2 separate regions of the Homo sapiens genome follow, and region 1 is linked to region 2. A link is an interaction called in ENCODE POLR2A ChIA-PET data of the cell type or tissue named here. Cell type or tissue: PC-9. All regions are shown on one strand. Links, peaks and the distances in the headings refer to the core of each region. The heading gives the core; the rest is flanking DNA. Region 1 overlaps SPDL1 (spindle apparatus coiled-coil protein 1). Region 2 overlaps LOC124901131 (a long non-coding RNA gene).

Region 1 (4,401 bases), core at 148-4,147, 170 kb before region 2:
TCTAAGAGGGGGTTCTATCATCTTCACTTAATAGATGAGGTACTGTTGCTTTCAAAGTTAAAATACTTGTCCAAGGTCACAGAGCTAGCAAGTGACAAAACTATGATTCAAACCCAAATCCACCTAACTCCCAAATTTAATCATTAACCTTTCCCATTTCTTTGGCAAAGCCCATGATTCTGAATAAAAGGAAGGAAGCCTTTCCAGATTCCAATTACTACCTCAGTAGAGTGAGGCACAATGGATGAGGGATCAGGATTCTAAGGACTGTTACAATACTGAAATCTTTCTAATTCCCACATGTTTTTCTGCTACCTCTTATTTGGCTAGAATGACAACCAACAAAACCCGTAAAATTAAAAGGGTCTATGTGCTTGACTTGAGGAGCTACAAGGAAAGGGAACCCTGAATAATCCAAATTTCACTCCATAATAAGCCTTGGTGAAAGAGCAGAGGAATGGTGAGGCAGCGAGTTTCAGCTGAAGTAGGAACCCTAGGGCTATGCTTGGAAAGACATCAGGCCAAGAATAAGAAATAAATACTTTTCTTTCTTCTACTCCACAAAGAAAGATTTAAGTCAAAGCTAGTGAGTAACCATTAAAACAAACAATAATCATTGCTAAATATACTATTACTAAATATTTATTCCAAGATTTTTAAACTATAAATGAATCTTTTAATTTCAAAATTGATTTTTTGAAATCATGCAGTTCTAGAAACAACTATATAAGTACACTCCTTGCAGAAAAAGCTAGTTTCTTTGATGTATTCATACATGTAATGCTGACACAAAATTTGTTTAATAAACCTTTGATAGTGAAAGTTCTATACCTTCATTCTCTGCATCTGTTCTCTGTTAAATACATTTTGCTTCTTTAGTGACTGATACTTGACTTTCATACTGATGAGCTGACGTTCCATTGCTGCCCTTCGATCTTCCACCTACAAAATATTAACATGCTTAATTGTTCTGGTAGTAAATGAAAATACCAATTTAGTAGTTAGGATACTTATAAGTACCTCTGCAAACAAAGAGTTGCCTTTACTATTGGGATCCAAGGCTTGCTGGAGTGCCTGGTCCAACTGTACCTGAAGATCTTGATTTGCTACACGAGCTTTCTAAATTCAAAAGAAAACAATTTAGGCAACAGAGATTACATTAGCAAGAAAATAAGTTATGATAAATTGGAAAACATGATGTTACTGTAATCATAGTACCTCTAGGGCATTATAGTAAGAAACTGCTTCTTTCTCTCGCTCCTCTTTTTCCTCTTTAAGCCGGTCTACCTGGCGCATTAGGTTAGTAATAAGAAGTTCTAGCTGTTCTTGTCTGTATTGTAGTTCATTCACTTCTTCTTTGAGGGTGGTCTATTTAACAGGAATTGAAAAGGAGGAAATTCTCTTGAATAATCTTTCATTTGGCAGCTGCTCAGTTTATCTCAGTTGTGGTTCACATCCAAAATTAAAACTAAAGAACCAGTCAAAAGTTGTCAGGTACATTCTAAAATAATAGAAATTACTATTACTGTTAAATTTTTCAACAAGGAAACAAATGGCTTTAGAGACTGCCCTTTTTCCTCTATCAATTTCAGGCTTTAATTTTTAATTAACCTTAGCTTTCAATGAAAAAACCAAGTTCACATGCATTTCAACTTCCACTGAGCCAACGTTTTACACTGGGCTCTTACGATAAAATCTGGGATCAGAGTATATGCCTCTAAATTCTTCCAGACGTTTCATTAATCTAAGAGAAAGGCTGCCTTACATAATCATATAGTCTAAAGCTATATTATGAATGAAGTCATCCACCTAAAAAAAACCCATTTTTTAATTAGTTAGATGCAAGTTAGGTCAAAAAATGTTTCAGCCTTCAAACTAGCTCTTAAGAATTATTACCAAAACATGTAAAAATATGCCAGAAAAAAAAAGAGAAAACCCTGAGAAACACATGCCATAAAAATTACCTTCATACTCTCCATTTCTGTCAGCTCAATTTGAAGAGCCAGCATCTCTGAAGACATGCTTTCCTGCACACGTTCAGACATTACGCGCAGTTCCTCTGATTTACAAGAGAGGAGTTCCTTCTGATGATCTACTTGGTGCTTCAGCTGCTTTTCACTAAGCCTGGCTTCATCTAATTCCACTTTCAGTTTTTCTATCTAAAGCCAAAAAAAAAAAAGTCATAAATTGAAAGTTATTTTCTTTCTAAAAACAATCACTGATTGAACTGATTGAACCAAACTTACTGAATGATGATACTATTGGAGTTTCCTATTTGCCCAAGGTTAGGCATCTTTTAACAGCTAGTGACACACCTTGTTTAATAAACATAGAAATAATCCATGAGTAATCGGGGTGGGTCTGGATGCCTCAGAAGCAATCTGGAGGCACTATGATGCGGACCACTTGGCTACTGTGTGAAGAATGACTGGCATGAAGAGAAACAATGGAAGCAAGCAACCTGGTCAGAAGGCTACAGCAGTAGTCCAGGAAAGAGATGATGAAGGTCTGGATTGGAGTGGCAGTAGCGTCATAGATGTTTTGTAGGTCAAGTTCTTAGAACTTGATGAATTAAATGTGAAAAATAAGAGAAGAAAAGGTATTAAAAAAATCCAAATTTTGGCATAAGTGATTTGAGAAAATCAGTAAAACAAAATATTTCACTAATGTACTCTTTGCTCCACCAAAAAAAAAAAAAAAAAAAAAAGCCATCTCTATAATTAGCCTTACCTCAGTCCTGAATACTCCCTTTATTACTCTTTTTTGTTTAGGTGATGAAAACTATTGCAAAAATAAAAATAACAACCAGAGGGGGAAGAAAGCACATCATTATCAGTCATTAGGGCCTCAAATCCGACTAGTTTCAGACAAGCTGGATGATATTATCTGTCAGAGTGGTATGCAAGATGATTATATATTACATGAAGGTATATTTAGATAGCTATGTTTGTTTTAGTGTATACTGGGAAAAAATAAGCAAGCTTAAATATGTAATTTTGGCCAGGCGCAGTGGCTCAGGCCTGTAATCCCAGCACTTTGCGAGGCTGAAGTGGGCGGATCACGAGGTCAGGAGTTAGAGACCAGCCTGACCAACATGGTGAAACCCTGTCTCTATTAAAATACAAAAATTAGCTGGGCGTGGTGGCGCACACCTGTAATCCCAGCCACTTAGGAGCCTGAGGCAGGAGAATCGTTTGAACCCGGGAGGCAGAGGTTGCAGGTGAGCCGAGATCATGCCACTGCACTCCAGCCTGGGCGACAGTGTGAGACTCTGCCTCAAAAAAAAAAAAAAAAAAAAGGAAAAAAAAATACTTTCATTGATGTTTCTTAAAATCAGTAAACATTAAAAGAGAGTCAATGAGAAATTAAGTAATAGTATAGGTGGTATACAGAAAAAGAAAAATCTTAGAGGCTGCTATACAAGAAGCTGAAAATTGGGTAACAGACTTCTGAGAAAGGAGGACAAAAGTCAGGCAAGTTTTGGTAGACAGTGTCTGGAAAAGTCAGAGTATAGACTATACACAAAGCAGATCCATGATAAAAAGTTCTGGATTCCTCAGAAGCAACCTGAAAGCACTGGCTAGCTGGGAAAAGGGAAAACCACTGACCAATCATTTATCTTGCGTTTATGTTTGAAATGGAGCCAGTGTAACATGCTGTTAGACTATGTAGTGATTCAGTAACACAGCCTTTGGAGTCAGACAGCCTCAGTTCAAACCTAGATGGAGAATTTCTAGTTCTTGAATTGTGTCCAATTTACTCAGTCTGTCTAAACACTGGCTCTTTCATCTGGTATATGGAAATGATAATGGTACCTTTCCACAATATTATTGTAAGAACTGGAGCACATGTATTAGTTTATCCTCAGTAAACAAACTATAAAGTGTCATTTGTAATGCACATTAACTAGTAAGAAACTACTGGTCTGTTTTACAGAATTACAAAGCATACCACTGACTGCAGGGAAGGCTAGGAGACGAGGCTTTCTGCAAGGGGCTGCTGTACCCACTATCAGCAAGGAGGCCATGCTAGTCACTAAACTAAACCTTCACAAATATCCAGCAACCAAAATTAAATAATTGTATTTAATTAATAGGATATAATTTATACAAGTCCCTTAGACAAACTCTTGTATCTCAGTGTTCCCACCCCCAATATTAAGATAATGAAGACTTAGATCTTGGCTATTTTGCAAAGCTGACACTTAAGAAAATCTTTATCATCTAAAGTTTACAGATGGCTGCATAAATATGGAATATTTTGTGCTGAAATACGCAGATATCCCAACCTTAGTTTTTAGTTCATTCACTTCCTGTCCATGGCTTCTGCTTAGTTGTTCTTCCAATTTCTCCAGGTGCATTTTTTGTTGTTGTTTAATAGCTTCACATTCGCAGCTCAAAC
Region 2 (4,401 bases), core at 167-4,166:
ATTCCCAGAGATGCTGATACCGAACCAGGAACAGAACCTTTCCCAGGAAGGCATATATTTTAGTAGAAAGCCAAGTTCTCAACTGGCTTGAGCCAATGCAGTGGGCCTGGGGAAGTTAATGTCTAGGATATGTTAGGCCTCCCATTCCAATGAGATTCCCAGGGGCTTCTATGGACTTGTTGATATGTGGATCTTTATGATCTTATTTCTTTAAAGTTCACTTCTTGGCAAAAAGCCCTGGGAACAATGAAGAATTGGGCTCCTTCATGGAGCTGAGAGGGTGTGCCTGTAGAAAGGGTACAGAGAATTGTGTTCCATGATTTTGCAATTTCATGAGCCTCTCTGTTATTGTTTTTCTTTGTATCAAGGAGGGAAAGACTCAAATCTGTAAATGGTTATATGCAGAAAAAGGCTAGCTTGCAAAAAGGCCTGGCCAGAGCTTTTGTTATGTTGAGAACTCTGGATGGATAGGTTGCCATGTGAGCAATTCAGAAGGGGTCTCTCAGTGGGACAAGCTGGGTCAGCGTGGGCTGCAGAGGTGGGGGCCTAGGCCTGATGGTGAGGTGCACTGCCCGACATGCAGAAGCTGAAGTTGCAAGGAGCTCCAGCTTATTGACATTTACTAGCTTGGCCAAGTCCAACGGTGACCTTTTGCATTTGCACCAGCGTGTTCCATCCAGCTCAGACTGCCTGGTAGTTTTATCCTTCCAAGGGAATTCTTTGGCTTGCCTGAAAAGGAAATCAATTGTTGGAGGGGCAGGCTTCTGGACAGATTTATTTTAAGCTTTATTGTAATAGACTACGGTAGATAATAGTTGCAATAATATTGATAATACTCAGTTTTCTTTCACATATATCACCCAGGGGTAAAAAGAAGCATTCTAAAAACTACCTTGAGGTTCTTGGTCTGTTGCCTTTGTCACAGGGAGGTATTGCTTTGCCAGTCATCTTGGTTTCCTCTTTACATTTGAGTCAATAAGACAAGAGGAGTATAACTCTGAAGGCTCCTCCATCCTCCTCCTTGTTTCTGTCACAAGGCCTGAGTCACCCACTGCAGAAACAAGAAGCAAAGGCCACACAAATCCATACTATATGTTTCCAAAAGGTGAGATGGAAGGAAGTTTCTAGCGGATACCTTTAGATCAGTTTTCCTACCTTAAGACTAAAGGCGGTTGGGTTGAGGAAAAACGAGGGAGACCCCACAGTTAGAGAATGATGAACTAGGAGCTTCCAGCACAGCAGAAACTACTCATTACCAGAGTTAAATAGCAGCCAAGGTAGCACACATTTATCTTTGTCACTGTCACCCAGTGAGAATGACCAATCATCAGCCAGATAGTCCCCATAATCAAGTAATACTTGTGCTTAAGATGTTGCCTGGCCTCCATTCAAGCACCCCATGCAGACAACCCTTGTTTAATGGGCTTCCAGGATTCTCATGTATCCTGAAGAGAAGGGTGGACACTGCACTCTTAGAGGCCAGCTTCTGGCATGAGAGGGAAGCCTCTGCATTCTCACTAAGGTGGGACTAGATGGAGCCAAACCTGGAATTCTGACTGAGCTTGGTCAGAGGTGAAACTCCCTGTCAGAGTTGTGAGTGTTTTTTTGGCATCTGCTCTCCCTGTCTCAACAGCACGAGGTGTCTGAAAAGAATCCCAAACAGTGTGCAGGAACTTCAGGTTCAGTGCTGATTCACCAGTGACCAGTCTGTACCTTGGGGAAGTCCTCCCAGAGCTTTCCTTGGGTATCAGCTGTTTCAAGTAAAAATAACAGGCTAAGTGAGTTCCATAAGGTTTGGGGCTAGATCACCTGCTATCTCACTGCCTACCTTATGGCCTTGGGCAAGCTGACCCTCACCTCTTTGAACTTCAGTTCCTTATCTATGCATGGAGGATTTAAATATATACCTCAGATAATAAAATCGGACATGCGTGAGACAGTCATTTCCAACCCTGGCTTCATATTGGAATCATCTGGGAAGCTTTAAAATACACCAATGAAAATTATCAAGAATTCCATCACTGCGGGCCAACCACTGTTGATAATTTGATGCATTTTCTTCAAGTTATTTTTCCACCATGCTTATGCTCAGCAATTAACTTAATCAACAGCTATTTATCACTATTGATTGCATATCCACTATGTACCAACCACTGTTCTGGGTGCCACACTAGGTTACTACAGTGAGCATGACAAATGTGATGATAATTTTGCATTCTGCCTTTCCCACTCAACGTTTTACTTTGAGTGTATTATCCTACCTTGTTGAATATTCTTGCAAATCCAGGGTTGTTAGTGACTAGATTATAGTCTACTTCATGCTTATACCATGATATAACTGCTGCTGAACATTTATATTATTTCTCATAACTATTCAGATCTTTTAAAATTTTAAAACATTTTATTGCAGAAATATTGAAACATTATTTCTGCTCCTCCACTGGCTGACTACTTCTACCTTCTGCCAAACTAGGGGTAAAACTCAGCCACTTCTCCCAAAACACGCATCCCCCATATCCACACAGGCCCTCTCTGCTGCCCTCGGATTTTTACCAGAGCTTCAGCTTTGGAGTGAGGCCTCTTTCTGCACCTTCTGTCCACATCCCTGCTTAATTTTTCTCCATAGCACTTGTGTCATCCTATATATTTAAATTTTATTTATAATTTGTAAGCAGAGTTGTTTCCTACTTGGATCTCTTTACTATTGTATCCCCAGTGCCTGGACCAGGGATTTGCTGCATGAATAAGTAACACTTATCACAGCCCATTCCCAGTGGAGATGGGAAGGAGGGAACTACAGAGCCTAATTTCAGAACAAAGTTAAGGTGCAAAATCTCTTCTACTCTTGACTGTCCTGTCACCAGATTTGTCCTGGGACATGGAACTACAAGAAGCCATTCTCTAATGCCTTGCTCCAGGGAGCTGGGAGCTGGATTTCCTGTATCAGTATTGGTGCCGCTCTTTCTTCAGAAAGTTTGACCCTGAAGTTATCCACAGTGATTGGTCCAGTTCAATATCTATGAATATAAGCAACTCCCAAGAATTAAATGGTTCTGAGCAGACACAAAGGCATGGGCTCACAATGTCAGCTATTTGCAGGAGATGTTGACTCTCAGCCGTGTGGAGGCCTTTGTGTTTTTAGCTCATGGGTCCATGGGAAAAGTGTCAGCTGCCTGTAGCCCAGGTGAAAAGATGACTGGTATTCCCTATACCTGAGTCAGACAGCTTTGGGGGACCCTTTGTTATTTGTGTTCAGAATGGCAGACAGATCAATGAAATTCATTTTCAATCCCTAAGCCTTGTTAAACTGTAGCTACGGTCCAGCCTAGGGCTGAGGCATTGAGTGAAATAGCCTAAAGACAGGAAAAGGGCAGGGAAGGAAACCAGCAGTTATGACATATCTGCCAGAGCCGGCATCTGATTTATTTATTTGTTTATAATTTTTTTCTAAAATAGAACTCAAGATAAATAATACACACACAGGGTTAAAAAAATCAAATAATGTAAAGGACTTAAAATTGAAAGTCATCCTTCCACAGACAGCTATGAGTCATTTCTTCAGTCTCTTAGTTTTCCCCACCCAAAGGCACCACTTTTAGCAGTATTTGTGCATTCTCTTCAAAAATGTGTGTATGCATACACGTTTAAATACATGGCAGTATACTATACCCACTTTTCTGCACCATGTTTTTTCACTTAATATATCTTAGCAAATGTTCCATAGCAGATCAAATAGATCTTAATTTTTAAATGCTTCATCATATCTATTATTTGACTGAACTATAATTTTTTACCAACTCCCTCCTGTAGATTTTAGATGTTTACAATTTTTGCTATTAAAAAATTGCTGTGATAAACATCCATATATTTCTATGTTAAATAATCTTCTTAAATTGATTATTTAAAAATTTACTCATCTGCATAAAGAACTAAAGAAATATAGAAAAGCACAAAGAAAACAATAACATTAATGTAGAGATAGCCATCATTAATATTTTAGTATGTTTCCTTTGTTTTCTTGGTAGTTTACTTTTATATTAATATTAATAAAACAGTGCAATTCTTTATTCTTTACTTCACTTAAACGTATTGTGAGAATTTTCCTGTATCATTAAACAGTCTTCAAAAGCAACACTTTAGAACACGAGAAAATTATCTATCCTATGGCTAGACTGATTTATTTAAGAATAAATATTTTAGGACCTACTGTTGGATGTTCTGATAGTTTCTGTTTTTATTTTTTGTTTGTATATGCAGTGCTTCAATATACATGTTTGTACATAAATAATTTTCTGAGTTTCTACTTCCTGAGGGTTTGACATAAGAAGCATATAAACTTCCCGTTAGTTCCTTAATATGAACTACTAACTTGCTTTCTCCTCCTTTTAGGCATAATGTAAA

The links. ChIA-PET counts read pairs that join two places held together with the same protein. Peaks named below come from ENCODE experiments on the same cell type or tissue, not always from the same donor. Only the 100,000 strongest peaks of a DNase experiment are listed, where the experiment ranks them.
Region 1: POLR2A ChIA-PET joins it to region 2 with 6 read pairs; 3 of 35 experiments call an interaction of 5 or more read pairs at or near these places.

What each region holds. Positions count from the first base shown.
Region 1 is chr5:169,591,112-169,595,512 of GRCh38, reverse strand. It overlaps SPDL1 (spindle apparatus coiled-coil protein 1), which reads right to left. Exons shown (of 12, transcript NM_017785.5): 3 at 4,289-4,401; 4 at 1,965-2,159; 5 at 1,219-1,368; 6 at 1,021-1,119; 7 at 832-942. Among named protein-coding and RNA genes, the nearest start is that of SPDL1, 9.5 kb to the right of the region's middle. In PC-9, for the core only: no CTCF peak of the experiment used is centred there; a DNase peak (open chromatin) is centred at 2,402; H3K27ac peaks cover 732 bases.
Region 2 is chr5:169,421,033-169,425,433 of GRCh38, reverse strand. LOC124901131 (a long non-coding RNA gene) reads left to right here. Exons shown (of 2, transcript XR_007059043.1): 2 at 4,390-4,401. Among named protein-coding and RNA genes, the nearest start is that of SLIT3, 120 kb to the right of the region's middle. In PC-9, for the core only: no CTCF peak of the experiment used is centred there; no DNase peak of the experiment used is centred there.